Regions from separate parts of the Homo sapiens genome. Here all the other regions are linked to region 1. The links are chromatin contacts, found by Hi-C or POLR2A ChIA-PET in ENCODE. All regions are on one chromosome and are shown on one strand. Each heading gives the region's core, a stretch centred on a gene start or an enhancer-like site at or near the end of the contact. The rest is flanking DNA. Distances are from core to core; before and after follow the strand shown.

What was found. Hi-C counts contacts between places; a loop is a spot of excess contacts on that map. ChIA-PET counts read pairs that join two places held with the same protein, here RNA polymerase II (POLR2A). Pooled maps may share reads with other maps.
Region 2: a pooled map shows a loop between it and region 1 (5-fold over the local background). The contact joins the promoter of ZNF609 here to the enhancer-like site in region 1. A Hi-C loop is called at or near these places in 7 of 37 single-sample maps with no recorded cell type and 9 of 50 pooled maps. POLR2A ChIA-PET finds 5 or more read pairs at or near these places in 3 of 52 experiments (WTC11, activated T-cell and activated naive CD4-positive, alpha-beta T cell).
Region 3: a pooled map shows a loop between it and region 1 (3-fold over the local background). The contact joins two enhancer-like sites. A Hi-C loop is called at or near these places in 1 of 50 pooled maps. POLR2A ChIA-PET finds 5 or more read pairs at or near these places in 2 of 52 experiments (PC-3 and activated B cell).
Region 4: a loop to region 1 is called in a pooled map, with 8 times the contacts of the local background. The contact joins two enhancer-like sites. A Hi-C loop is called at or near these places in 2 of 37 single-sample maps with no recorded cell type and 10 of 50 pooled maps. POLR2A ChIA-PET finds 5 or more read pairs at or near these places in 3 of 52 experiments (GM12878, WTC11 and activated naive CD8-positive, alpha-beta T cell).
Region 5: a map with no recorded cell type shows a loop between it and region 1 (10-fold over the local background). The contact joins two enhancer-like sites. A Hi-C loop is called at or near these places in 1 of 37 single-sample maps with no recorded cell type and 2 of 50 pooled maps. POLR2A ChIA-PET finds 5 or more read pairs at or near these places in 2 of 52 experiments (OCI-LY7 and WTC11).
Region 6: a map of CD4-positive, alpha-beta T cell shows a loop between it and region 1 (2.1-fold over the local background). The contact joins two enhancer-like sites. A Hi-C loop is called at or near these places in 2 of 168 maps with a recorded cell type or tissue (CD4-positive, alpha-beta T cell and CD4-positive, alpha-beta memory T cell), 1 of 37 single-sample maps with no recorded cell type and 11 of 50 pooled maps. POLR2A ChIA-PET finds 5 or more read pairs at or near these places in 2 of 52 experiments (OCI-LY7 and naive thymus-derived CD8-positive, alpha-beta T cell).

What each region holds. Positions count from the first base shown.
Region 1 is chr15:64,893,169-64,897,396 of GRCh38, reverse strand. No RefSeq gene overlaps it. Among named protein-coding and RNA genes, the nearest start is that of ANKDD1A, 17 kb to the left of the region's middle. RefSeq lists enhancers at 2,001-2,599, 3,394-3,703, 3,854-3,963 and silencers at 2,714-2,763, 2,804-2,853. Within about 2 kb of position 2,581, at least 37 of the 41 ENCODE cell types and tissues checked have a DNase peak (open chromatin) inside an H3K27ac peak, as active enhancers do; they include CD4-positive, alpha-beta T cell, GM12878 and OCI-LY7, where a contact is called at or near this core.
Region 2 is chr15:64,459,126-64,463,467 of GRCh38, reverse strand. ZNF609 (zinc finger protein 609) reads right to left here and starts at 2,890. Exons shown (of 10, transcript NM_015042.2): 1 at 2,630-2,890. It overlaps LOC105370861 (a long non-coding RNA gene), which reads left to right and starts at 2,881. Exons shown (of 3, transcript XR_932367.3): 1 at 2,881-2,969. RefSeq lists silencers at 2,559-2,658, 2,719-2,838 and an enhancer at 3,299-3,368.
Region 3 is chr15:64,594,187-64,599,013 of GRCh38, reverse strand. All of the region lies in intron 2 of ZNF609 (zinc finger protein 609), which reads right to left. All of the region lies in intron 4 of LOC101930091 (a long non-coding RNA gene), which reads left to right. Among named protein-coding and RNA genes, the nearest start is that of OAZ2, 110 kb to the left of the region's middle. RefSeq lists an enhancer at 1,984-2,033. Within about 2 kb of position 1,438, at least 11 of the 41 ENCODE cell types and tissues checked have a DNase peak (open chromatin) inside an H3K27ac peak, as active enhancers do.
Region 4 is chr15:64,617,417-64,621,791 of GRCh38, reverse strand. All of the region lies in intron 2 of ZNF609 (zinc finger protein 609), which reads right to left. The region is part of intron 3 of LOC101930091 (a long non-coding RNA gene); the gene reads left to right. Among named protein-coding and RNA genes, the nearest start is that of OAZ2, 84 kb to the left of the region's middle. RefSeq lists an enhancer at 3,573-4,165. Within about 2 kb of position 1,732, at least 2 of the 41 ENCODE cell types and tissues checked have a DNase peak (open chromatin) inside an H3K27ac peak, as active enhancers do; they include GM12878, where a contact is called at or near this core.
Region 5 is chr15:64,568,848-64,573,755 of GRCh38, reverse strand. All of the region lies in intron 2 of ZNF609 (zinc finger protein 609), which reads right to left. All of the region lies in intron 4 of LOC101930091 (a long non-coding RNA gene), which reads left to right. Among named protein-coding and RNA genes, the nearest start is that of ZNF609, 110 kb to the right of the region's middle. RefSeq lists enhancers at 1,391-1,490, 1,521-1,590. Within about 2 kb of position 1,820, at least 6 of the 41 ENCODE cell types and tissues checked have a DNase peak (open chromatin) inside an H3K27ac peak, as active enhancers do; they include OCI-LY7, where a contact is called at or near this core.
Region 6 is chr15:64,428,518-64,433,460 of GRCh38, reverse strand. The region is part of intron 11 of TRIP4 (thyroid hormone receptor interactor 4); the gene reads right to left. Among named protein-coding and RNA genes, the nearest start is that of ZNF609, 30 kb to the left of the region's middle. RefSeq lists enhancers at 2,424-2,935, 2,936-3,447. Within about 2 kb of position 3,025, at least 10 of the 41 ENCODE cell types and tissues checked have a DNase peak (open chromatin) inside an H3K27ac peak, as active enhancers do; they include CD4-positive, alpha-beta T cell, where a contact is called at or near this core.

The DNA.
Region 1 (4,228 bases), core at 1,332-3,831:
CGCCCCCTCCTCAGGGCCCTCAGCAGCCCTTGCCCCTTCTATTGGATGTGTTCTTTCAGAATCCCGGTTTGAAGGGCCTCCTCCCATGGCATCCTGTGTGGGGCTGGACTCTCACTGCTCCACAACCTGAATTCAGGCTTCTAGCTCCTTCCAGGACAGCTGGGCCTGGCCTCCACTGAGAACAGAGGAGTCTCCCCCACCTGACTCCATGCTGAGCTCTCCACTGGCCTGTCCTCTCGGGTCTGCTGGGGCCATCCAATACAGAGGGCTCGTTATAAGAGTGGGCTCTGGGGTACAAGTTCTGCCACTCCTTCACCTGCATGTGACCTTGGCCAGTCACCTATCTTCTTCAAGCCTCTCCTTCTGACACTGTGGTGTTCCTTACACATTGGAGGCCCTCATAAATGCTTTCTGAATAAGTCTGCCTGCAATATGCTTAACGCAGTGCCTGACCCAGAGAACATGCTCAGTAAAAGTCAACTATTTAAATCATCCCCATTTACAGATGAAGAAACTGAGACTCAGAAATGTAACTTGTCCAAGGCCTCAGGGCTGGGAAATGGTGGAGCCAGGTTCCCCTGTGCCCTGATCCATCAGTCCACCTCCCCTGCATGCTCCCCATTCTTCTCTGCCTCTGTGAAGCCAGCACAGATATGTCAGCCTCAGAGGGATGAATGGAGAAGCCAGAAACTCACACTCTGAGAACCCCTGAGGAGACAGGAGGTTCCTATCATCATGGGAGATACAAAGATGAATTAAAGTTTCAGCCGCTCAAAGGGCTGCCAGTCTGGAACTGGGAGCCACGGCGCCCGGAACAGAGTCTATCCCTACACAGAGGACCCAGCAAGCCTCAAGGGAGGGGCACCATCTGGGTTCCCAGTACACAATTGGCTCGTTGAATCACAAAGTTCACAAGAAATAGTGGCCACACAATCTGAATTTTAAAAGACAAGTCCAAGTTGCAAACATTTTCTCCTATTGTTATAATAGAGTATGAAGTGCCCCAAAGAATCCATTATTGTGGCACCTAAATGACCTCTCACAGCCAGGTGGATCACAAAAATCTATGTTATACCACACGTCCTAAGCTTGACTTGGGGAAAGAGGATCCCCATTATGCTAGACACACAGATGCCGGCTGCCCCCAGCCTCAGCCTCATGGGTGTATGCAGGTCCACACAGACTAATACCAGACAAGACAAAGGGTCACCCACTCTTGGGCTATTAGATGACATGGTGACTTGAGTTAGTGCCCCCTCCCCTTTCCAGCAGTGATCCTAACACCAGTGCTGGGCACTGTAAGGTCTGGAGGGGCCTTTGGTATCCCCAGAGAAAACAGACTGCCTTTGCATGCTTCTTGTCAGCATGAGAGGCAAGCCCTGGTCTAAGTGACACCGAGGTTGCAGCCAGGGTGTCTCTGACAGGGCTGCTGTCCTCAGATGTGAAGGCTTTGCTCCTCAGCCTCTTGCTACAGACCTCCCTCTCACATTAACTCCTGCCAGGACTTTTGGTTTCGGTTTCTGACAGCAGAAATAAGTTCTACCCTTTCCCTCTGTTGTCCTCCACACTTCCCCTCCTCCTACCCTACTTCCTTCACCCTTCTTCCTCCCACCCTAGTAGGAAATCCCCCCCCTGCCCCCACCCCCAGTCCCAGTCTGAGAGGGACAAAGAAGAAGAGAGGAATAGAGAAGGGACTGAGAAAGGGAGTTGCCAGAGACCTCGCTGCATCTTCGGGGCTTGGTGATCACTCACAAATCTGCAAATTGTGCCCTGTACAACTCAAGAGGACACCAGTCCTCTCAAGTCACCAAAATTTGCATATTTATTAGCACACTTTTCAGACAGATGGCAGTAAAGTGTCTTGAGAAGGAACAGTCTGAAGCTCTGGAGTGGGGTTAAAGGGCTGAATGCCTTTCGGCTCTCATCTCCTAGAAGCCCCAAGGCACCCCCAGTCCTTGAGCTGTAACCCACTTATCCCTCTTTGCTCAACTTCCCAGCTGGGCTAGAACCCCAGTGAGACTCTGGCTCAAAAGAGGCTCGCCAATCTAGGTCCATTTGTGGGGCCCCAAGCAAGTCTCTTCCTCACTAGGCCTCAGTTTCCCCATCTGTAATATGTAAAGAGAACAAAAGGATCTCTAAGCGGCCATCTATATTTAACAGCTGAGTCTGTGCAGAGGGTGCCTGGAGGCAGATGATTACAGTTGGGTTGCAGCCTCAGGGTCCCTATTTCTCTGAAGGAAGGAGGTTGTTGGTTGTTCCGTTGACTGAGAGCAGGGGTCAGAGAGGATTCTTTTGTTGAAGAATATCAAGAGGGGCTGTGTGACCTGGGGCGGCTCCTCTAACCTCTCTAAACCTGTTACCTCCCCTATGAAATAAAGGTGGTAATATTCACCTTGCAGGTGGCTGTGACGACTGAAGGGAGTACTGCATGCAAAAGTGCTGGCGTGGAGGAGGCGGCAGAAGAGGGCGGCGGCGGGGCACGGCAGCCACTGCCTGAGCTCAGGCTCCAGGGCAGGAAACCCACCTGACAGGCCACTCCTTCAGCTCGCCTCCCCCAGTGGGCTCCCTCCCCTCTCTCTGCAGGGCCACACCTCTGGGAGGATGCTCAGGGCTTGCACAGCGCTGAAGGAACCCCAAGGAGCCTACACCCCTTAGCCTGTCATGCCAGGCCCTCCCCTACCTACGCCCCGCGGCCACTCCCCACCCAGCCCCCCCGACCTGCTCGACACCCCCAAACAAGCCATGCACACCTCCCTGCCTTTGCCCAGGCTGCATCCTTTCCGGGTCACATGCCCTTCCCTCTCCCCCTCCTCAAGACAGCTAAATCCTGCTCATTGTTTAGGGCCCAGCTCAAATGTCACCTTCTGAGAGAAACCTTTCCCTGCCCTTCCAGTAAAGAAAATACTCATTCTTCCTGTTGCCTCCCTCAGCCCCGCATTCAGTCCCGTCAGGAGTGCAGCTGGGCTCCAGTCCGCCACATCCCCTCGCGGAGCCCCCAGTGCCTTATCTAGAAAATGGAGGTAAATCGTCCCTACTTGGGGGGCAGGACGAGTTCAATAAAATGGGACACGTCGGGCGTCTAAACATAGCGTGGGGCCCACAGTAGAGCCCGGCGAGTCCAACCAGTCAGCCTCGCACTGAGAGGGAAGCGCGCGCCAGGCCCCGTTTCCAGCCTCCTGTAAGTCCTCCCGGAAGACCAGTTCACAGCTCATTGGAAGATCAACCAGGATTGACAGGTTCCCAGCCCAATGGCTGGCCGAGCCCGAGAATGGCTCGGGAGCAGGTGGTCGGCCCCTTCCCCTCTCTGGGGCCTCTACCTGCGGAAGGCAGGGCGGGGGGCCTGGTTTCCACAAGCTGCCTGTGTCAGCCTGTGGGGCCGGCCGCCCCACTGATGACTCAGGTCTCCTCCCCACCCTTCCCCTTCAGGAAGAGGCCCTGTCATAATCGCAGTTGTACTACATAAAAATAGCTTCGTTTCACAGTGACATGAGCACAGCCCTTTCCACTGAGGGAAGAGGAAGGCAGTTTCCCCCTACGCGTTCCCCGGGTCCCTCTTCAAAAGCGGATCCTCGGGTGGGGGCTTCACACTTCTCAGCAATAGCTTCATCAGCGGCTTCCTCCCCGGCTTCGGCGCTGAAGGCTTTTTTTACCGCTTTGCGACCAGCTTCTCACCTTTTCTTATTTGGCCCTCACGTCAGAGACGGCAGGCAGCTGAGGTTGCTGTTCCCATTGTGCAGGTGTGGAAACCCAGGCCAGAAGAGGGGAGGTGACTGGCCTGAGGTCACACAGCAAGCTCGCGAGAGCCGAGTTGGGGGCCCTGACTCCTTCACCGAGTTCCTTACGCGCCTGCATAGGCCTCCTCCTAGGAAAGTACTGTGGCCACAGCCAGGGCACCAAGAAAAAGGAGAGGCGAGGAAGGCTGGACGGAACACAGATGTGAGGGGCAAGACATTCATGCAACAAACATTTGTCTGGCCGGGTGAGGTGGCTAACGGCTGTAATCCCAGGACTTTGGGAGACCAAGGCGGGCAGATCACCTGAGGTCAGGAGTTTGAGACCAGCCTGGCGAATATGGTGAAACCCCATCTGTACTAAAAATACAAAACAAATTAGCCAGGCGTCATGGCGCACGCCTGTAATCCCAGCTACTCGGGATTGGAACCCAATGACAAATTGGTGGTTTCCCTGTCAGTCAGGCCTGTTAGACTGAGAGCAGCCCCTCCAGGCC
Region 2 (4,342 bases), core at 1,641-4,140, 430 kb after region 1:
AAAAGTTGTATTTAATGTCCTAAATGGAAACCTCTTTTCCAGGCCCCAAATTTTTTTTTTTTTTTTTTAAAGACAAGGTCCTGCTCTATCACCCAGGCTGGAGTACAGCGGTGCAATCACAGCTCACTGCAGCCTCAACCTCCTGGGCTCAACGAGATCTTTCTACCTCAGCCTCCCAAGAAGCTGGGACCACAGGCGTATGCCACTACACCCAGCTAACATTTTTTATATTTTTTGTTGAGATGGGGTTTTGCCATGTTGCCCAAGCTGGTCTCGAACTCCTGAACTCAAGCGATCTTCCCACCTCAGCCTCCTGAGTAGCTGGGACCACTGGCATGTGCCACTATGCCCAGCTAGCTGTATTTTTTTAAATTTTTGTAGAGATGAGTTCTCACTATGTTGCCCAGGCCACTCTCAAACTCCTAGGCTCAAGTGATCCTCCTGCCTCAGCCTCCCAAAGTGCTGGGATTACAGGTGTGAGCACCATGCCTGGTCCCAAATAATTTTTTACACAACTAATAGTACATAAATATTATTTGAGCACTTCTATCAGATATGTACAATAGGATTCCTTCTAGTTTGTTCTCATCCTTCTCTCACTAATAATCCCTAAGACCCATACATTTTTTCAAAAATGTTTATTTCTTTGGCAAATTTCTTAATACAGAGGCAGATATAGACTTTTGCACAATGAGCAACTCATGTCCTTTCATTAGAGTTAAAATAAATATTGAAAGGTTTGTTCCCACAGCCCTTGCCCAGATAGGCAAATTCTGTGGCTTTTTTGTTGTGCTATTATTATTGACCAGGAAGCCACCATTAAAAAGGTACTTGGTTCTTGACTTTTTTATTTTTTATTTTTAAAGAAACAGGGTCTTGCTTTGTTGCCCAGGCTGGTCTTAAACTCCTGGGCTCCAGCCATCCTCTGGCTTCATTCTCCCAAAGTGCCAAGATTACAAGCATGAGCCACCACACCTGGGCTTGACTCCCCATCTTAACACTGCACAGGTTTTTAGTGGTATTCGGAAACAAACAAAAATCACTGCATGAGTGTTCCATTCATATAAAAGAATTAAATATGATGATTCAACTAAGAGTAGAACCTTCCCTTGAAGTCTTCTTCCTTAAGGGTCTGAAACAAACATCGTAGTTGAGTCTACCAGACACTATTCCTTCACAACTTAGTACAGGCTAGCCAAAGAGGCAGGCACAACATGGCTGGCATCCCTTATTCTTCTGAAAAATGTGTGCCAATGAGCTCTGCATTGTTCCTCACTCAAAAAGAAGAGCCTTTCTCTCTGGCCTCCTCCAATGGCAAGCCCCAGTCTGGAAAAGGAAGAAAATGGCACTGAGGAGCCTGGGAGATGGAGCATATCCAAAGCTCTCAGACAAGACTTGAACCTATGACCTTCACTGTGTACACAATAGGCGGGTGAGAGGGACCGGTTTATCTCTGCTGCAGCAGTTCTCAGCCCTGGGGTAGCGCTCCCGATAAAATGACACGACTATTGTGTGTGGCAGCAGAACAGTCATCTCCTCACAACAGCCTAAACCAGCACTCCCTCCCCCAAGACAAAGCAGCAGGGGTGAAATTAACTCAAGGCTGCAGAGCAAAGCCTAATACAGAAAAGGGAGGCCTGTAGGGGCTTGGGGACTCTCCTCAACCCCTTAGGCTCTGGACACATGGCTGGAAACAGACAGGCTTTCTTCCCTATCTTTCTCACTCTCATTTAGGTAGGGAGCTGTTTCTTAGAGAATTTAATCATCCGTGATTTGTTCAGAAATATTCCCCCTGAAGGGCTCTGATCTCTCCACCCTGTGTGAGCCTAATTCCTCGAAGCTGAAATGACTGTTTGCTGCTGCCTGTTTCACAAACACACATTAATTGGTCAGATGTGTCTCCTCCTCCTCAACCCCAGAGGGAGGAAGGAGAATCTGAGCAAAGCACAGAGATGATCCAACCGTAATTACACATAAAGGGAAAAGAGGGCAGCATGGGTTTTCCAAACAGGATAGGGTCACAAACCCTCCCGGGGGTACAAGGATAGCAGTTGAGGTCCAGGCCCAGGGATCCCTCCATCTTGAAGAAAAGGACAGGAGTAAATGTGACCTGAAGACTGTTAGGGGCACACACCCACAACCTACTTACTGCAGGATCCCAGCCACCTTGCTCCCCACTCCTAGGTCACGCACACGTCCTGCTTCCGACCCTATGCTCTGAACAACCACCACCGCCCCCGCCCCCCCTCCCCCGCCAACTCCCTGACTGGCCCCAGTCGCCCCGAGCGCCCTCAACATACCCAGACTCGCCTCAGAAACTCTCTGGCCTGCTCCCATAACCTAGCCAGACCCTAATCCCCTCCCGGGCACCCCTACCCTCAGCCTGAACCGGCCGTGGCCACGCTTTGAACTTCACCCCGCGCCCCTCGACGCCCCCTCCCCCACCCACGCAACGACCCCCCCTACACACCTTCCCCTCGCTCCGCCCCAGCCCCCCCAACCCCCACTTCCTCCGTCAGGCAGCGCCGCCGCCCCCGGCCCCCATCAGATCCCCTCAGCCCCGCGCCCCATCGGTGCCGCCGCCTCTTTCCTCCCCCAGTCCCGGCTCCACACAAAGCTCCGGACTCACCGCGCGGCCGGTCCCGGGAGCCGCCACCTCCGCCCGCCCGGGGCCCCGGGCCGTAGAGCCGCCGCTGCTACGGGGCCCAGGCCGCCATCCGTTCCCGCGGCCCCTCCCCCCCACCCCACCCCGGCTCCGGCTCCGGCTCCGGCTCTGGCTCTCTGCCCCCTCCCCGCGCCTCTCCGCCCCGCCCGGCCGGTGCCGCTGTGTCCGGGGCCGCGGGTCCCTCAGCCGCCGCCACCGCCGCCGCCGCCGCGATCCGGGACAACCAGAGTCACCCGGAAGACGCGGACACTGGACTGCCAGGCCCTCGGATCCGGATTCCGCGCTTGTGTGGAGTCTGGAGCCGGTGAGCGCAGGGGAAACCCGGAACCTGGATGAAGGAGCGAAATCCTGGGTCTCGGAATGCGCGCTCACCCGGAGCCCAGATTAGGGAGTCTTAGCTCAGGGAATGCTGGAAAACCCGGCGTGCCGGTTAGAACCAAGATAAACTCAAAGAAACCTGGATTAGAGAGCTCGAACCTAACGCTGTCCCCTCGTGGGCAGTAGAACTCTCGCTGGATCAGACTTCCTCATAGAGAGGTCTCTGGGGGGAGTATTGCACCTTATAACACAGAAGACACCTCTTCTGTAGTTGTCCTTCAACCACAGAGAGGAAAGGGCCGTAGGGGATCTGAACATGGGCATCCACAAAGAACAGAAGAGCAATCACAGCTCCTGATGGTTTCATCCATTTTACCCCTTAGTTCAGCAAAGTACCAACCTCCTAATTTTTTATCCTTTGTTCTCCAGCTTTCTCTTTTAGGATTACCACTTGCTTTTCTCCCCAAAGCACCCATTTCTAATCCCTCTATATATCCCTTTTCCCCTCACCATCCTCTATCACTAAATCTTGTTGCCTTTTATTATCTAAAAACCTTATTCTGTCCTTCTCCAACCCACCATTCTAAGGATTGTAGCTTTTATTTTTCCTTATCTGCTATTCATCTCTGATTGCCCAGCATACTATCTAGTGCACAGTAGGCATTCAGTCCATGTTTAAGTGAGCCCTCCCACCCAGCTTTCACTTGTGAAACATCTATTCATGACGACCTCCTAAGACTTCCATCTCATTCCATAGCAAACAAATTTACCTTAATTCTCAAGGCCTCCCACATCCTAGCCCCTATTATGTCCTTCCTGTGTCCTTGACCATTTTATTTTGCTTTGCATTTATCTTACCTTTTTTCCCTTATCCTGGGGCATCCTTCAACAGTGCCACTCAAGATAGCATGTGACTTGGAGATAAAGTGAGGTCATAAAAAGGTGGGGGGAGGGGTTGATAGCTAAAGATAAAAGTAAACCTTTCTGGTCTAGGAAAAATAATCTCTCTTTGGTCCACCAATAGTCATGTTGTTAGACAGTACAGGGGCAGAACTGATCCCAGGTGACAGCGAACTTCCAATGTATACTAGACAAAGTTACAAGTGAGGATTCAGCTACTTAGCAGGTGGAGACAGAGAAGGGTTTAGTGTTTTAGACTTAGGCATGATTTAATTAAGGATTAAACATTCCAGTAGTCATCTCCCACTGAAGGAGCATGACTCTGCCATTGGAGAGAACTAGACTGCAAAAATAGGGAACAAAGGAAGGTAAACATTCCTGCAGTGAACTCCAAGTTTCAGCCAGAGAAAGTTCTCAAGCCTCGAAGAACCACTAAAAATTTTCAAGTGATCAGATGTC
Region 3 (4,827 bases), core at 189-2,688, 300 kb after region 1:
TAAACACAAATAAAAACACAGTATATTTCCCATCTATTTGGCAAAGATGAGAGAGTTGAACATATCCCAGTTGGTAAGAGTATGTAAAAACAATAGGGACTTTTATGCAGTATTGGTTGGTGCCTTCTCTAGAGGGCAGTTTGGCAATATGTATCAAAATATAAAATGCACATGTTCTTTTGTCCCAAAATTCAATTTCTAGGATTTGTATCAAGAAGATAACAGGATATATATATATATATATATATATATATATATATATATATATATACACACACAAAGATGTATGATGGACAGTTTTCTTCAATGTTGTTTTTAATAGCCAAACCAAAAAATAACCACAAAACCAGAAACAATCTATAGGTCCATCATAGCATAGATCCCTATCTACATCAATGACATATCTACAACATATTTTTTAGTGAATTAAAGGAAAAAGTATGATGGAGCATGTACTATATTGGCCCATTAATGTTAAATTTAACTCTACTTTTTGTTTGAGAAGTGTTAGAAAATTAAAAAATTAAAGATAAATAAAAATAAACTGATCTATACATAAGTATATACAACTCATAAAATGCGTAGATCAGCAGATAGAGGCTGGATGTGGTGTCTCATGCCTGTAGTCCCAGCACTTTTGGAGGTTGAAGCAGGTGGATCACTTGAGGCCAGGAGTCTGAGACCAGCATGGACAACATGGTGAAAACCTGTCTCTATCAAAAATACAAAAAATTAGCCAGGCGTGGTGGTGCATACCTGTAATCCCAGGTATTTGGGTGGCTGAGGCACAAGAATCGCTTGAACCCAGGAGGCAGAGTTTGCAGTGAGCTGAGACCGTGCCACTGCACTCCAGCCTGGGTGACAGAGCGAGACTATCTCAAAACAAAACAAAGCAGATAGAATTAGAGGTTTAGATCTGGAAGGATGTTCTAGCCATCATGTCTATAGTAATATTCTAGATGATTTTTACTTTCTCTTATGTTTTTTGGCATTTAATTTTTCATTACATTGATAATTTATTTTTCTAGTTTAAAATGCTCTTTTTATTTTGAAAGAAAAGGAAGGAATATTTATATACATAGTGAAGGCTTACTATAAGGGTAGGGTAGGTAAGGGAAGAGATTGAGAATAGTGTGACATATAAGTAGATGGGGGAGGCAGAAGGGTAAGGACATTAAGTCAGAAGATCCACTGCACAGGTCACTGGGTGGTCCTGTGAGCTGGGGATGGGGCAGTATCTCTGTGACCTTCCTAGAGCAGATAGATATTCATAACCTAAAGATAGCCTGTATTCATTTGATTCTGGTTGTCTAGAACCAAGCAGCATCTTCCACATTTATGCAAATATGCAAGATCTTTGTTGAGAAATAAACAACAATATCAAACCCCTCTCTGTGGCAACCAGAATCCTATCTGGAACAGGGCCAGAAAAAGCCATGTTTTCAGCACTTCAGAGAAAACTGCCGCTGCTGCTTATCAAATTAAAATGCAAAGCAGATCACTCCAGTGTCATTGGGAACTGTCAGAAAGGGATTATGGTTCCCACCCCAAGGATGCAGGTCAGCTAAACAATACCCATCTTCCTGTGCTGAGAAGGAGGGAGAAGGAGGAGAAAGATTAGGTCTGTTTCCAAATAGCAGTCCCTCCTGCTTGTTACCGTGGTAACCTCCTTTCCCTGAGCTGCTCTCATTTGTCTCTCTCTGCCTGACCTTCATGTTGCTTTGACAGTAACTGAGGAGGAAAAGTGCCCGTCTGCCAGCTAAGCACTCAAGCTGAGGGCACTGAGCAAGAAAAAGAGGCACTCAAAGTCCCTCTCATTCTAGACTCTAAACTGTGACCTTAGAGTGATTAGAGTCCTGAAAGAGGTTTCTGGTGGCCCTTGTCATTCCATCCTTCCTCCCCTGTGCTCAGGGCCATCTCATTTCTTGGATATACCCTTTAAGTGTCAGGAATCTGGTCAGAGTCAAGTGGGTAGGTGAGAAGTCACAGAGAAGAGAAAAAACAAGGCACAACAAGCTGAAGAACAGAGATAATAAAATATTAATTCAAAACTGCCTAAGACAACTATCAGCATAGCAGTTAAGTACAGCTTTTAGTTTCCCTTTCTCTTCAGGATTTGTGCCGTATTTTCAGTCAGTAGAGGTGTAAGGGCAATTAAGGTACTTGGGGCAGGGTTGGTGAAAGGGTACAAATAGTGCTTTTTAATGTTTTTCAAGCCTAGGATAACAGAACCCAACCATTTAACAAATAATTATTGAGTACTTCTTATGTATGGCTCCTATGCTATACACACTGAGTATAGGTGGTAAACGAAAGGGACTGGTAAGTAAATACAAATTAGATATAAATTAGAAACTGCTATTAGGAGACAAATAGGTCATGTGATAAGAGAACAATGAGAAGGGAGCTACCTTGGGTAATCAGAGATGGCATCTCTAAGGCTGGATTTAAACTGAGGCCCAAAAGATGAGAAGGAGCCATCCATGTGAAGAGCCAAGGGATAAGCACTATAGGCAGAGGGAACAGCATATGCAAACTCCTAAGGCAAGAAAGAGCTTGGCATAGAGCACGGTGGCTCACGCCTGTAATCTCAGCACTTTGGGAGGCTGAGTTGGCCAGATCACAAGGTCAGGAGTTTGAGACTAGCCTGGACAATATGGTGAAACCCCATCTCTGCTAAAAATACAAAAAAATTAGCCGGGCATGGTGGTGCATGCCTGTAATCCCAGCTACTCTGGAGACTGAGTCAGGAGAAGTGCTTGAACCTGAGAGGCAGAGGGTGCAGTGAGCTGAGATCGCGCCGCTGCACTTTAGCCTGGGGCAACAGAGCGAGACTCCATCTCCAAAAGAAAAAAAGAAAGAGCTTGGCATATATTTATATATTTGAGGTCCATATTTCATTTCATATTACTAGACACACCATGGAAAAACAAGTCTGCTGATTCTAGAAGCTCAAGAGGCTGAGGGAATGGGCAACATTAAAACAGCTAGCCAAATGTTATCCAGTGATTTCACAAATAATTTATTTATTAAGCTACCAATCATGAAGATACTATGGACAGCCCACTTATCCAAAGTCTGAGAAAAATAAGAGCTATGATGGTGGGGTCAGTTTTCTGTCAATAGCAGTCACTGTCATTCCAAATGACACTTACTATGAGAGCAGGACTGATTTCCATTACTTAAATGGCATCCTCAAACCCATTTAAGACTTTGCCCCAAACCTCCTTAAAGTGATTTACACATTGGAGTAATTATCTTACAAAGGAGGTGGGAAGGGGCCAGGTTTTAGTCCCAGTTTTTTACCATTTATCTGTATAACCTTAAGTAAGTCACTTCACTTCTCCAAACTTCAAGACATGAGGTAGTTGGATGTTATGACCCCTAAGGATATTGTATTAGGGCTTGTTCAGCTAGAAATGATAGAAAAACCACTGCCAACCTGACTTAAAAAGAGAATTTAGTGGCTCTCGTGTAACTGAAAAAGTCTATATCACACATGACCTGATGTACGGGCTCAAATGATGTCTTCGGGCCCAATTTCAAACCCTCCCTCTCTTGGTGTTTTCTCTGGCACAGCTGCATTGTCAGCCAGGATCTCCTCCTAGGTGGCAAGGTGGCTGTAGCACTTCGATTTTTTTTTTTTTTTTTTTGAGACGGAATCTTCCTCTGTCGCCCAGGCTGGAGTGCAGTGGCATGATCTCAGCTTACTGCAACCTCTGCCTCCCGGGTTCAAGTGATTCTCCTGCCTCAGCCTCCCAAGTAGCTGGCATTTCAGATGCCCACCACCACGCCCGGCTAATTTTTGGTATTTTTAGTAGAGACGGGGTTTCACCATGTTGGCCAGGGTGGTCTCAAACTCCTGACCTCAGGTGATCCACCTGTCTTAGCCTCCCAAAGTACTGAGATTACAGGCACGAGCCACCGCGCCCGGCCCAAATTTTATAAACTCACAGCTCCAAACCCAGTAGAAAGAGACACATTCTTTTCTTTTTTCTTTTTTTTTTTTTTTGAGACGGAGCCTCGCTCTGTTGCCCAGGCCGGACTGTAAGCTCCACTTCCCGGGTTCACGCCATTCTCCTGCCTCAGCCTCCCGAGTAGCTGGGACTACAGGCACCCGCCACTGCGCCCGGCTAATTTTTTGTATTTTTAGTAGAGACGAGGTTTCACCTTGTTAGCCAGGATGGTCTCGATCTCCTGACCTCATGATCCACCCGCCTTGGCCTCCCAAAGTGCTGGGATTACAGGCGTGAGCCACCGCGCCCGGCCGAGACACATTCTTTTCTAATCACACTAACAAAAATCCTTACGTTCATTCTGATTGGACCAGCTTCTGGAGTTTAAAATCAATGGCCCTCAAAATCTTTACATTTTGTGACCAGGTGCAGTGGCTCATGCCTGTAATCCCAGCACTTTGGGAGGCTGAGGCAGGCAGACTGCTTGAGCTCAGGAGTTAGAGACCAGGCTGGGCAACATGGTGAAACCCGGTCTTTACCAACAATACAAAAAAAAAATTAGCCAGATGTGGTGTTAAGAGCCTGTAGTCCCAGCTACTGAGGTGGCTGAGGTGAGAGGATCACCTGAGCTCAGGAGGTGGAGGTTGCAGTGAGCTGAGATCACACCACTGCACTCCAGCCTGGGTGACAGAGTGAGACCCCGTGTCAAAAAAAAAAAAAAATTTTGAGCATTCTCCAAGTCTTCGCCTTTTCTGGTTTTAATTTAAAACAAACAAACAAAAAAAACAAAACAAAACATAGTGCATATGTAGTTTTTGTCTGCCCAGAATCCCTCTTTTCTGCAGAAAACTGCCTTACTCCCACTCCACGT
Region 4 (4,375 bases), core at 483-2,982, 270 kb after region 1:
ATCGTCTCAAAAAAAAAAAAAAAAGAAAGAAGCAATTTGCTTCCAAAACCAGAAACTAGAACCTCTCACAAGAATGTAATTAGTTAGGTTCCAAGAAGAATGCAACCCATCTAGAGACAACATAAAAGTTGTGATGGGTCAGGTGCAATGGCTCATGCCTGTAGTCCTAATGTTTTGGGAGGCCTATGGAGGAAGATCACGTGTAGCCAAGAGTTCAAGACTAGCCTGGGTAACATAGCAAGACCCCACCTCTATAAAAAACAAAAATAAAAAAGGTATCTGTGTGTGGTGGCATATGCCTGTATTCTCAGCTACTCCAGAAGCGGAGGTGGGAGGACCACTTGAGCCCAGGAGGTTGAGGCTACAGTGAGCTATGATTGCACCACTGTACTCCAGTCTGGGTGACAGAGTGAAATCCTATCTCAAAAAAAAAAAAAAGAATGAAATGAAGTGGGCAGTGATCCTTTAACTCTTTAAATCCCAGAATTTATGAGGCTGACAAAGTCTATTATGCTCGAGTGATTGATGCCCCAATCCTGAATGAGCATAACGTCTTGCATATGCAAAGACACTCAATGCACACACTGGCTTATTTCCTCCGAAGATTAAGTATGATACTAATCAGCAGACCTAGAAAATGAGAGTCAAAGATTGGGACTTTCCCAATCCTTGGGACTCTTCCCTTTGTGAGGAATTCTTAGTCTAGGTCCTTTAATAGAGAGTCCTTTGTGAGGACTTCTTAGTCTAGGTCCTTTAATAGACTTCTTAGTCTAGTCCTTTAATAGAGACATTCAGAGAAGATCATACATGTATCCGTAAGCCAAGCTTCTAAATAGCTCTGCAACAAAACTCTGATTCTGGAATAATTTACTACATGACTATCACTCTATCTATAATCCATTTCCCTCCCACAACACACACAGAGACAAACACCTTCCTGGCCTTGAAAACTAGCCTATAGGCTGAGGTCTGGGTTCCGGATCCATTCTCCACAGTTGGCTCTGACTTCTTGGCTTAGAAAGTCATCACTATTTGTAGATCATCATTGTGAGTCCACAGAATGTTCATACACTGATTCTGATTAATTCTGGTCCCTGAAGAGCTGCCAAAACATCCTTGTCTGCTTGTCTCACACACACACCCCTTGTACTTCCCCAACTCCACCTTTTTCATGAAATGAAATGGAAGTAGAAGCCTGTATAATGAATCATCTACATTTATGATAAATGCCAAAAGGCATATTTGCTCTCTTGAAAACTGGGCATTTATAATTTAATTTCCCAACCTTCTTGGGATGTGGTAGATCCTGGAAAGATCTTTAAAATTTCCATGCACAGAAGTGAAGGTAAAAAACAACACAGAAAAAGTAAACTGGATCCTCCCTACTCACTCCTCTGCAGTGCTGGAACAAACTCTTGAGAGTCACTAGAGAGGGAAAGTTAGAGACAGAATATACAGATCATCTTTACTCTTGGCCTCACCTCTGTTTATCTATTCTTTCTCTTGGGGAAGAACTGTGACAGAAGCAGTTTCACAGCCTATATGTGTACTTCTTTTGCTTAGGGTTTGTTCCCTTTTTTATACTTTCTTCTACTCACAAGAGAAATTCCTGCAAGGTCCTACTGGACACAGACATTGGCCTAAACCTTCCAGGTCACCCCTGTGAACTTTCTGATTGCCTTGCTTGCACATGTCCTATTGCCAACCTGTTCCACAGCTCAGGCAGCAACCCTAGGCACAGAAGGAAGTTTACCCCAGGGAGACACCTATACACTTTCTCTCAGCCACTGAGGACAGCTCTTTTCTGGAAGTAGTTTAATTTCCTGCTAGGTTATTCAGTGCTCCTGGCAGGCTAGGAGAAACATATGCTAATACATTCTAGATAAAATGAAGTCCCCAGTTTTGCACCAAGAAATCCAGAAAACAACACCTAAAATGTAGGTTGGAAACATCACTGTTGCATTCAAGCAGTCTGCCAAATTATACCCTGCTATACAATAAGTGAAGAGAAGAAACTTCAGCTGAACTGATCACTAAGAATAACAGAACAGACTCATACACATGAGGAACTCATTAACAAGTATGCATCAAACTACCCTTACTGATTAGAGTTACTAGGCAGAGTTTGGCATCTCTGTTGTATGAAGATGACTTTATTTAATTACTTAGTTAATTAAAAGAGATGTTCAGGGATGGGGAGAAGCGACGAAATCCACCTATGGGTTTGAACTATTCATTTTCCATTTACTTTGCAACAGAAATCTAAGGAGAGATCACAGAGCAGCATAATAGTATTTAATTACAGCTCCAGCTCTGTTAATTACCATTTGGTCACATCTATAATCTAACATTAAGCCATAGTGCATAATAAGCTCTGTGATATTCATCTAATAACCTATGTGGCTTTACAGGATTTCATATTCTATTATTCACTGAAACAAAGATAGCTTCATTTATCACTTTCCAGGAGAAGATAACAATCAGAAAAAGGGGGCTGGGTGCAATGGCTCAAGCCTGTAGTCCCAGCACTTTGGGAGGCCAAGGCAGGAGGAGTGCTTGAGTCCAGGAGTTTGAGACCAGCCAGGGCAACATTGTGAGACCCTGTCTTTACAAAAAATTAAAAACAAAAACAAAAACAAAAACAACTAGCTGGGTGTGTTGGCACACACCTGCAGTCCTAGCTACTTGGGACGCTGAGGTAGGAGTGACACGGGTGTGCTGGGTAGAGAACGTGGTCCCTTTAAATGATACAGAAGGGGGTAAGGGAAGTGCTGGGTAGAGGAGGGCATGGTCCCTGGCTAGGGCTCCATCAGGGGCCTGTGTCCACGGACCTAGGTAGATAGGCATTTTTGTTTTCCCGCCCAAATGTTGGATTTCCCAAGACCACCCTGGCCTGCCACAGCCCCTCCCTGTGCCTATAAAAACTCCCCAGACCCTAGCAGGCAGACACACAAGCGGCTGGACTTCTAGAGGAACACATTGGCAGAAGAAGACACAGCGGCTGGACCTCGAGAGGGCGTTGAGAGGAGCATGCCGGCAGAAGAGCACACGTGGCGGAAGAGCACATGACAAATGCCAGCAGGCCGTGGAACGAAGCAGAGTTTGGCTGGGGCATTTGGAGAAGAGCCTGGGCCGCTGAGTAGCTGAACTCCAGGGGAAAACCATCTCCCTTCTGGCTCCCCAATCTGCTGAGCATTACTTTCACTCAATAAAACCTTACACTCATTCTCCAAGCCCACATTTGATCCAATTCTTCCAGTACACCAAGACAAGAACCTTGGGATACAGAAAGCCCTCTGTTCTTGTGATAAGGCAGGGGTCTAATTGAGCTAACACAAGCCGCCTAAGGACAGCTAAACTAAAAGAGCACCCTGTAACACACACCCACTGGGGCTTCAGATGTAAGCATTCACCCCTAGACACTGCCGGGGTTGGAGCCCCATAGCCTGCCCCTCTGTATGTTACCCTACAGGTCTGAGCAGCAGGGCAGTGAAGAAGTGAGCCACACTCCCATTGCACGCCCTGTGAGGGGGACAAGGGAACTTTTCCCATTTCAGGAGGAAAGTTTTGTCCCGGGGGTGAAGGCTGCAGTGAGCTGTGATCGTGCCACTGTACTCTAGCCTGTGCAACAGAGCAAGACCCTGTCTCAAAAAAGGAGAAAAAAAAATCAGAAAAGGACTCATTTTGCCATCTTTTCATATACCTAAAATATAAGAGCAGGGATTGTCAGGAAATTGGGGCCAAGAGGGAAAATAAGGTATAGGAATATTAAAAAGTTAAGGTCATTAGATGCCTTAATAACTACACCAACAAAAGTTAAGCTAATTCTCAGTCTTTGAAATGCTAAGAAGTGCCATCATGGCTCCTAGGGCTTAGCTTACTAGGGAGGTAAACAACAAAACAAAAGCTTGAAAAGAGACTTATAGAGAATTTAAAGAGGAGATCTCTGGAGTTTCCCAACACTTTATGTCCTTTATCTTTTAATACTTTTTGTTTGTTTGTTTGTTTTTTGAGATGGAGTTTCACTCTTGTTGCCCAGGCTGGAGTGCAATGGCGTGATCTCAGCTCACTACAACCTCTGCCTTCCAGATTCAGGCGATTCTCCTACCTCAGCCTCCCAAGTAGCTGGGATTACAGGCTCCCACCACCATGCCTGGCTAATTTTTCTATTTTTAGTAGAGACTGGGTTTTGTCATGTTGGCCAGGCTGGTCTCGAACTCCTGACCTCAGGTGATCCAACCGCCACAGCATCCCAAAGTGCTGGGATTACAGACATGCCTGGCGATAATTCTCTTTTCTTTGAGACAGGGTCTCGCTCTGTCGTCCAGGCTGGAGTGCAGGGGGTGATCATGGTTCACTGCAGCCTCAACCTCTC
Region 5 (4,908 bases), core at 571-3,070, 320 kb after region 1:
ATATGCAGGCAAAGTAAAATGCCAAATAGACAAGGGTGAAATAGGCAGGAGATGGATCCCTGAAGGTCCAAAAGTATTGAAAGTTGGCCTGCTAGCCAGGCACAGCGGCTGACGCCTGTAATCCCAGCATTTTGGGAGGCCGAGGTGGGCGGATCACGAGGTCAGGAGATCAAGACCATCCTCAACAAGGTGAAACCCCATCTCTACTAAAAATACAAAAAAAAAAAAATTAAATTAGCCAGACATGGTGGCGGGTGTCTGTAGTCCCAGCTACTCGGGAGGCTGAGGCAGGAGAATGGTATGAACCCGGCAGGCGGAGCTTGCAGTGAGCCAAGATTGCGCCACTGCACTCCAGCCTGGGCGACAGAGCAAGACTCCGTCTCAAAAAAAAAAAAAAAAAAAAAAAAAAGAAAGTTGGGCCACTAACTCTACTGCAGAATTACTTGCACTGCTTTTTGAAAATACAGATTATGATTTAATGGAAAGTATTCCATGGGACTTGTCAGTTGACTGCTATTTAGGAAAAAAAAAAAAAAGATCAAACTCCTTAGAAGTCTTACTTGACCTGGTTTCTGCTTACTTTCTCATCTCATAATCACTCTTCTTCACTCTAAACTATTCCATCATTCTACAAATATTTATTCATGTCTGCTACACGTTGGCACTGTTCTAGGTACTATGAATGCATCCTAGGACTGCCATGTAATGGTTGCTCAATTATGTCTTGTATAATTGGCTGAGGAGGCAAGAGGAGGCCAAAATCTAGGTCCATGCTTTTCTAGCCGAACTACGTGTCCCGCGTGGAGCCACAACCTTTTGGAAAGGAGACTTTCTTTTCTTTTCTTTTTTTTCTCAAGACGGAGTTTTGCTCTTGTTGTCCAGGCTGGAGTGCAATGGCACCATCTTGGCTCACCACAACTTCCGCCTCCCGGTTTCAAGCAATTCTCCTGCCTCAGCTTCCTGAGTAGCTGGGATTACAGGTATGCAGGCATGTGCCACCATGCCCGGCTAATTTTGTATTTTTAGTGGAGATGGTGGTTTCTCCATGTTGGTCAGGCTGGTCTCAAACTCCCGACCTCAGGTGAACTGCCTGCCTTGGCCTCCCAAAGTGCTGGGGTTACAGGTGTGAGCCACCGTGCCTGGCATTCTTTTCTAATTTACTGGAAAAAGTCCCATGGGCTAAGGGAGGACCTGGCAATAACAATGAACAAATCAGACAAACATCCCTGTCCTCAGGAAGCTTATATCCCATTGTGGGAGAGACAACCAAAATAAATTATATACTATGTGGGACAATAATAAGTGTTATGGAGAAAATAAAACAGGGATCAATCTCCCTGGCTCAAGTGATCCTCCCACCTCAGCCTCCCAAGTACCTGGGACTACAGGCACATGCCACCATGCCCAGCGAATTTATTTTTTGTAAAGAATGAGGTCTCACAATGGGGCCCAGGCTGGTCTTGAACTTTCAGACTCAAACGATCTGCCTACTTCGGCTTCCCAAAGTGTTGGAATTAGTCATCAGCTACCACACCTGGCCAGTTTTAAATACAGTATTCAGGGAAGAACTCACTCAGAAGGTGACATTTTTGTTTACAGAACCATGTCAAACCCATTTCCCCTCAGGCCTTTGCACTTGCTGTACTTTGCCTAAAGTTCCTCTTTCCCTTTCTCAACTTTTGCATACCTAGCTTTTTATCTTTCAGTATCAGCCTAAATGTCACTTCCTTAAGGGCAACTTTCCAGCAACACTAAGTAGAATAGCTATCTATATCCCTAGGCAGTCCTAACCAAACAAAGACTCAAGGCCGGGCTCACACCTGTAATACCAGCACTTTGTGAGATCACTTGAGGTCAGGAGTTTGAGACCAGCCTGACCAACATGGCGAAATCTTGTCTCTACTAAAAAAATACAAAAATTATCCAGGCGTGGTGGTGGGCACCTGTAACCCCACCTACTTGGGAGGCTGAGGCAGGAGAACTGCTTGAACCCAGGAGGCAGAGGCTGCAGTGAGTGAAGATCTCACCACTGCCCTCCAGCCTGGGCGATCCTGGGTGACAGAGTGAGACTGACTGAAAAAAAAGACTCAACTACATAAAACTAGAGAGTTTGAATCCTGTTCTACTATTTCCTGGCTTAACCTCTGGCATCCAGTTTACCCATATGTAAAATGGATAATAATAGTACTTAACTTATACGGTTGCTGTGAAGAATAATTACAATCACCACCCAAAAGGATAACAATAAAAATTAAAAAATAAAAATATATTATATAAAAATATAAAAGTACAATAAAAATAGCAGCTGTTTATATAACTTTTTACCATGCACCAGGCATTATTCTATGTATTCTACATTTATTAACCCATTTAATCTATTCATATAATACATTTAAAGTGCCAGCACTATATTTAGCAAACAGTAAATAAATGTTTGCTCTCTTTCTTATTATCACCATGATCAGTGGCAGTATTATTAGCTCTTCTTATGAGGTGCCTAAGCCCTCTGTGTTTCTGCTCTGCTGAGGGATCTATACCCAAAAGTTTCATATCTTCCCCTCTAGAATTCCTATTTTCCCCTCTTGGATAAACACCCTACAGAAGGAATTTGTTATCAACCTTAGCACTTACTCTGTGCAAATCATCTCTTACGTCTAGCATCAGCATGGACTTTTAAAAAGAAAAAGATATGACTGTCCATATAGATCATATGCTTTATTTATGTATTTAGAGACAGAGTCTCGCTCTGTTGCCCCGGCTGGAGTGCAGTGGCATGATCCCGGCTCACTGCAACTTCCGCCTCCCAGGTTCAAGTGATTCTCCTGCCTCAGCCTCCCGAGTAGCTGGGACTACAGGTGCGTGCCACCACACCTGGCTAATTTTTGTATTTTTAGTAGAGACGAGGTTTTGCTATGTTGGCCAGGCTCGTCTCGAACTCCTGACCTCAGGTGATCCACCTGCCTCGGCTTCCCAAAGTGCTGGGATAACAGGTGTGAGCCACTGCGCCTGGCCAAAACTAAGCTAATTTTACTAATCCAAAAAAACATAACATGAAAATAATAGGAGTGAACTCATCGTGATAATATTAGTATCTCGAGTTTCTAGAATTAAACACAATGCTCCTTTTGAATCTCTCACTAAAGACAAACTAGAATCCATATACTTGACCATAATCATCAAAATATAATTAGAAGGCTTAAAGAAACAAAGAAGTCCAGAACCTTGGTTCCACTTTCCAGACTCATCTACTAATATACATGAACAATTGATGATGCTACTCTTCCTTAAGAATCTTGATTGATTAGAACATGGCTTCTAAGCAAGGCCACCAGGAACTGTTTTCCTGGTATCTATTGCTTTGAGAAACATATTTATGCTTAACCATCTCAAATGCCTTTTATAAAAGTATTTAAATGATAAAGATGAGAAGAGAAAAAGATATAATGAGAGGTAGTATAGTTATAACTGTGGAAGATATAAGTCAGATTACCTGGATTTTAATCCTGGCTCCACAAACCACCAACCAGGCCACGTTTCTTAGCTTGCTAAAACTCACTATGCTCATGTATAAAGTGGGAATAAGAGAGCTCTCGGCCAGTCAGGCACAGTGGCTCACGCCTGTAATCTCAACACTTTGGGAAGTTAAGGCAGGGGGATCACTTGAGCACAGGAGTTTGAGACAAGCCTGGGCAATATAGCGAGACCCCTATCTCTATTTTAAAAAGTAAGAAAGAAAGAGTTCCTATCTCATAGAGATATTGTAAGATGTGATCTAGGCAATTCCGTTCTTGGCACACAGTGCAAGAGCAATAAATTAAAGCTTAAAAAAATACACCAGAAAGAAAAAGAAAAGTCAAGAACATTCTGTGGGCATTTATTGCATTTGCTTTTTAACTCAGAAAAGACACTACAGAAAAAAACTTAACTAGCTGTCTAACACTGCTTCCATCTTGGCTCTCAATGATACACACAAAAGGATGGTTTATCAATGCATTCTGTTTCTCCAGCATAAACCCAAAGGTTGAACAACAAATTTCTGTTCAGAAGGAGAAGTGCTAAGACAAGATGATAAAACTATTGATTCTTTTTCACAAGGAGACTCACTGTGAGAGCAAAAGGGAGCCCTCTAACCCCAGTCTGGGGAGGGGGCTACTGAATTGGCACACTTTTTACATATTCAGAAGTATCTTCTACCTGCTTGGATTTTCTAAGCACAACAAAGGCTTTGGCTTTTAGCATTTAAGAGAAAAGATACTCCTTGGGGAAAGAGCATGAGGGAACTGATAGGAAATTGTCCCCAGGAGGTTTTCCTAAACTATCTCAAACATAATGTAGAATTACTGTTACCACTTTATTAATTCAACAAATATTTATTAGGCATCCTCTATGTGTCAGGCATTTTTCTACAGTTCCTGAGAATAAGGGAAACCAAACAGATGAGGTTCTAGCTCTCCTGGTACTCTTATATAATAGAGGAGAAAGTAAGCCCATAACAAACAAGAAACTATCTAAGAGGAATAAATGCCACAATGAAAATCAAACACCATGATATGATATGGACTATCCAGGAAGTTATTTTAGATTAGATGGTCAGAAGAAGCTTCAATGAGAAGATGATATTTTAACTGAAACCTGAATGACTAGCAAGGGCCCATTTGTATCCCAGAGGGGTATCAGAGGGAGTGGAAAAAGAAGGTAGTAAAAAGCCACATATATACATAGAGCAAGCTTCATATGTTTGAGAAAAAGAAAGAAGGCCAGTGTGGCTAGAGTACAGAGGTAGTAAGAGTGGTTAAGATAATATCTGCAAGGTAAACAAACCACATCATGTTAAAGCCCCAGAGAGGTTTAGGACTTAGTTAAAAATCACACAAATTGTTCTCAGCAAAGCTAGAATTTAACTCCATA
Region 6 (4,943 bases), core at 1,776-4,275, 460 kb after region 1:
GGCTAATTTTTTTTGTATTTTTAGTAGAGATGAGGTTTCATTATGTTGACCAGGCTGGTCTCGAACTCCTCACCCTGGACATTACACAAGTTATTTGAACTCTCTTGACACTTTAGGGATGATATTTCATCCCTAAAGGAGGGGAAATGACACCCTGCTTGGAATTATTATAAGGATTAGAAAATAGCATGATGAATGTGGCACATAATAACTGATCAAAAAGTGATAGATTTCATTACTATCCTTCAAAGCTAATTCAAAACCATCTTTTTAAATAAAGTCTTTTGGGATCCTTCCCAGCTAGAAGCAAGCTTTCCCTCCTTTATTTTTCTCAGAGACAGTCTTTACTTCTTTTAAGACAGTTAGGTTCACTTTTTATTTTATATTTGGTTTATATACATATCTACCTAGAAGTCTTTCAAACATCTGAGGACAGAATCTACAGTTGATTCATCCTTTTGTTTCTCTTAGTGTTTAGAACAGTGCCTGATTTATAATAGGCTCTCAAGTGTTTATTTATTTATTTATTTATTTATTTTTATTTATTTTTGAGATGGAGTCTTGCTCTGTTGCCCAGGCTGGAGTACAGTGGCGCAATCTTGGCTCACTACAACCTCCACCTCCCGGGTTCAAGAGATTCTCCTGCCTCAGCCTCCCGAGTAGCTGGGATTACAGGCGCATGCCACGACGCCCAGCTAATTTTTTGTATTTTTAGTAGAGAAGGGGTTTCACCATGTTAGCCAGGATAGTCTTGATCTCCTGACCTTGTGATCCGCCCATCTTGGCCTCCCAAGCTGCTGGGATTAAAGGTGTGAGTCACCACGCCCGGCTGTATTTATTTATTTATTTTTCAGACAGAGTCTTGCTCTGTCACCCAGGCTGGAGTGCAGTGGCGCAATCTCGGCTCACCGTAACCTCTGCCTCCCAGGATCAAGTGATTCTCCTGCCTCAGTGACCCAAGTAGCTGGGATTACAGGGGTGCGCCACCATGCCCAGCTAATTTTTGTATTTTTAGTAGAGATGGTCACCAAGCTGGTCAAGCTGGTCTCAAGAGCCTGACCTTGAGTGATCCGCCTGCATCGGTCTCCCAAAGCGGTGGGATTACAGGCGTAAACCACTGCGCCTGGCTCAAGTATTTATTAATGAATAAATATATATGAAAATCTTAAGAATTTCATGTTTATTTTCAGATGAAAACCAAAACACTAAATACATGGAAAAGTGGTAATATTTCCCATCTCTCTTCAGGATAAGTACAACAGAAAACATAATGCTCAGCCAGGCATGGTGGCTCATGCCTGTAATCCCAGCACTTTGGGAGGCCGAGGCAGGCGGATCACGAGGTCAAGAGTTCAAGACTAGCCTGGCCAACATGGTGAAACCCTGTCTCTACTAAAAATACAAAAATTAGCCGGGCGTGGTGGTGCGTACCTGCAATCCCAGCTACTCAGGAGGCTGAGGCAGGAGAATTGCTCGAACCTAGGAGGCAGAGGTTGCAGTGAGCCAAGATCACTCCACTGCACTCCACCACCCTGGACGACAGAGTACGACTCCGTCTCAAAAAAAAAAAAAAAAAAAAAAAAGAAAACACAATGCTCTTTGGATAAAAAAAATATATATATATATATAATATAAATGGTTTCTGAAACCATTTAAGTGGGTACTTAATACCCAGACTGCAAATAACCCTAAAGACAGTCTGTTTTGATCTAGAAACTCTAGTCAATGTTCCAGTTTTGTTTTTTTTTTTAATTTGAGATGGAGTCTCACGCTGTTGCCCAGGCTGGAGTGCAGTGGTGCAATCTCTGCTCACTGCAACCTCTGCCTCCCGGGTTCAAGTGATTCTCCTGCCTCAGCCTCCCAAGTAGCTGGGATTACGGGCACCCACTACCACACCCAGCTAATTTTTTTTTGTATTTTTAGTAGAGACAGGGTTTCACCATGTTGGCCAGGCTGGTCTTGAACTCCTGACCTCATGATCCACCAGCCTCCGCCTCCCAAAGTGCTGGGATTACAGGCGTGAGCCACCGTGCCCAGCCTGTCAATGTTCCAGTCTTCAAGAGAATTCCAAAACTACATTCCCTATATCTCACTCAAGTGAGCTGTGATTTTAATGAATTGTCCAGGGTTAAGCTAGTTGTTAGTAACATAACAATTTTTCTTCTTGTTGAGTCTCAGATAACAGCCCTCATCGTGAGGGCTGTTATCGGAATATTTTGAGGTCTATATATTGGCAGATTTTCTCAGTACAACAGACAGGACATTTTCACATATTTTAAAAGAGAATTTGTGGACTGCATTTTGAATTCCAGTGCCTGGTTTGAATACTGACTATTAAATCCTTCATTTTCTAATTTCTCATCTCTCAGACTCACAGACAATTCATTGGTGATAGAAGCTGATGATTTCCACAAACGAAGTGATACTTGGAATCTTCCTGAAGATCTATGTTGCTTGGATACTCTTTTTTTTTTAAAGTTTTAAAAATTGCTTACTTTTCTTCCAGCAAATTCTCCTAGATCCTGAAGATACTTTTCTAGAAAAAGGAAGAAGTAATATTCTCTTCCCTATTGGAAGACTACAAGTCTACTGCCGTCAATTATTGGAAACAGGCACCCAGCAGTATAACTGCTTCAGCATAATTCCTTGAAGATAGGGTCTTGGCTATTGTAAAAGCTGTAAGATCAAATAGACTAAAGGGTCAGTAAGCTGGCAGGAAAGGAATGGATTCAGTTCAGAAGAAATAGAATAATCAATGACCTTGGAGATTTCAGACAAATCAGATTTTCTATTGAAGGCAGGGATATAAATAGCACAAACACAACACAGACACGTAGAAACAAAAGCCACCAACTCAACTTTTTGTTTGAAAACTTGTTAGGTCTAGAGAACTGTTCAAACCACAGCTGCTAATGGTTATGGATTTGGCAATCAAAATGTCTTTGTTAAAAAAAAAAAGTTTTAACTGCCTTACTATTGAGGTTACAAACCACAGCCTTGATGCATTGTTGCAGTCAACATCCTCCCTGCTGTTTTTGAGAGCTTACATCTGCTGCTGGCAGATAAAATGCTGGCAAACAGCATGGGCTCCTTCCAGGGGAATCACAGGAGAAGCTTTAACGAGATGGCTCTCATCTACCTTTTTACCCTGAGTTGAACCCATAGCCTTTTCTATATCACTTCTACCTTCTCTAGGCTGATCCTCTGCCATTACTCAGGAGGGTTGAGGATCTAGAGGAATTTTTTCTGGCACAAATTAGTCATGTTGGCCATACTAATCTTAGAAGATAAAAAGGAAGACTAGTTCATGGCTCAGGAGAAAGCACATATTTTTAAAGCCATTTAACAGTGTAGTGCACTTGATTTTAAAACAACCACTAACAAAACCTTTTCGATTTTCTTTTTTTAAGAGGACTAAATGATCACACTATGCCAAAAATAGTGAGGGTTTAGTGTATTTTAACTTATCAAAGAAAGGCCAAGAATGTGAGGTCAGAAGTAAATTACTGAATTTTGGGGGGAAAAGAAAAAGGAACAGCATGTAAAGGCAAAATGTGGTCCAAGTCACACAGGAAGTTAGTTTCAGTTGAAGTAAAAATTACTAGATCCACATTAGTTTTCAAAGAAAATGCAATTCAACTGGGTGATAAATGAATATGGAGATACTGAAGGGAAGGCACAGGTCACAGTTAGGAAACTACTTCCTAGATGGTTCTCTCTCAGTGAGTTGACCTATGAGAATACAGAAAAATCAAGCATACTTAGACTAACACTCCTAAACTGTAAATACCATGATACCAGTTCTGTAGTATGTAAATAGGTAGTGCATGTTTGGGTGGGGGATTAATTTATGCTCAAAGTTTTGAGAACACTGCATGTTATATCCACCTCATAGAGAGTCATAATCCACACTAGCATATTAAGGGCTCTGAGATGTTCTACAGTAAACAGATCTGTTTAATCCAAAGGTATTTCCCAAATTTGTGTTTCAGAGAACACCTATGCCATGGAATAGTTTGGTAAATGCTAGTCAAGAGCCATTATTCCTAAACTCTCAACTCATTCATTCAGAAAACAAGAATGAGGCTGGTATAATAGATTAGACAACTACATTTCTTTTTTTATTTTTATTTTATTTTTTTTGAGACAGAATTTTGCTCTTGTCACTCAGGCTGGAGTGCAGTGGCACAATCTCGGCTCACTGCAACCTCTGCCTCCCAGGTTCAAGCAATTCTCCTGCCTCAGCCTCCCCAGAAGCTGAGATTACAGGCTCCTGCCACCACGCCTGGCTAATTTTTGTAGTTTTTTAGTAGAGACGGGGTTTCACCATGTTGGCCAGGCTGGTCTCGAACTCCTAGCCTCAAGTGATCCACCCGCCTCGGCCTCCCAAAGTGCTGGGATTATAGGCATGAGCCACCACGCCCAACCCAAAAGCTACAACTTTTAAAACTGATAAACTCTTTACTCAATAAATAAGATAAAAATAGGGCTAACATCAATTCTAAATAAATTCATATGCTACCCTTAAACACAGAAAAGAAACAGTGGAGGCCAGGCACAGTGGCTCACACCTGTAATCCCAGCACTTTGGGAGGTCAATGCGGGTGTATCACCTGATGTCAGGAGTTCGAGACCAGCCTGACCAACATGGTGAAACCCTGCTTCTACTAAAAATACAAAAAAAAATGGCCAGGTGTGGTGGTATGTGCCTGTAATCCCAGCTACTCAGGAGGGTGAGGCAAGAGAATCGCTTGATCCTGAGAGGCAGAGGTTGCAGTGAGCCAAGATTGCACCACTGCATTCCAGCCTGGGCAACAGAGTGAGACTCCGTCTCAAAAAAAAGAAAAAAGAAACAGTGGGAAAAAGTTACAGAAAAGCCAACCATAGGGAAAATGGGTATGGGATTCCCATGTCTGATGAAGCCTAGTGGCTTCTGTTATATT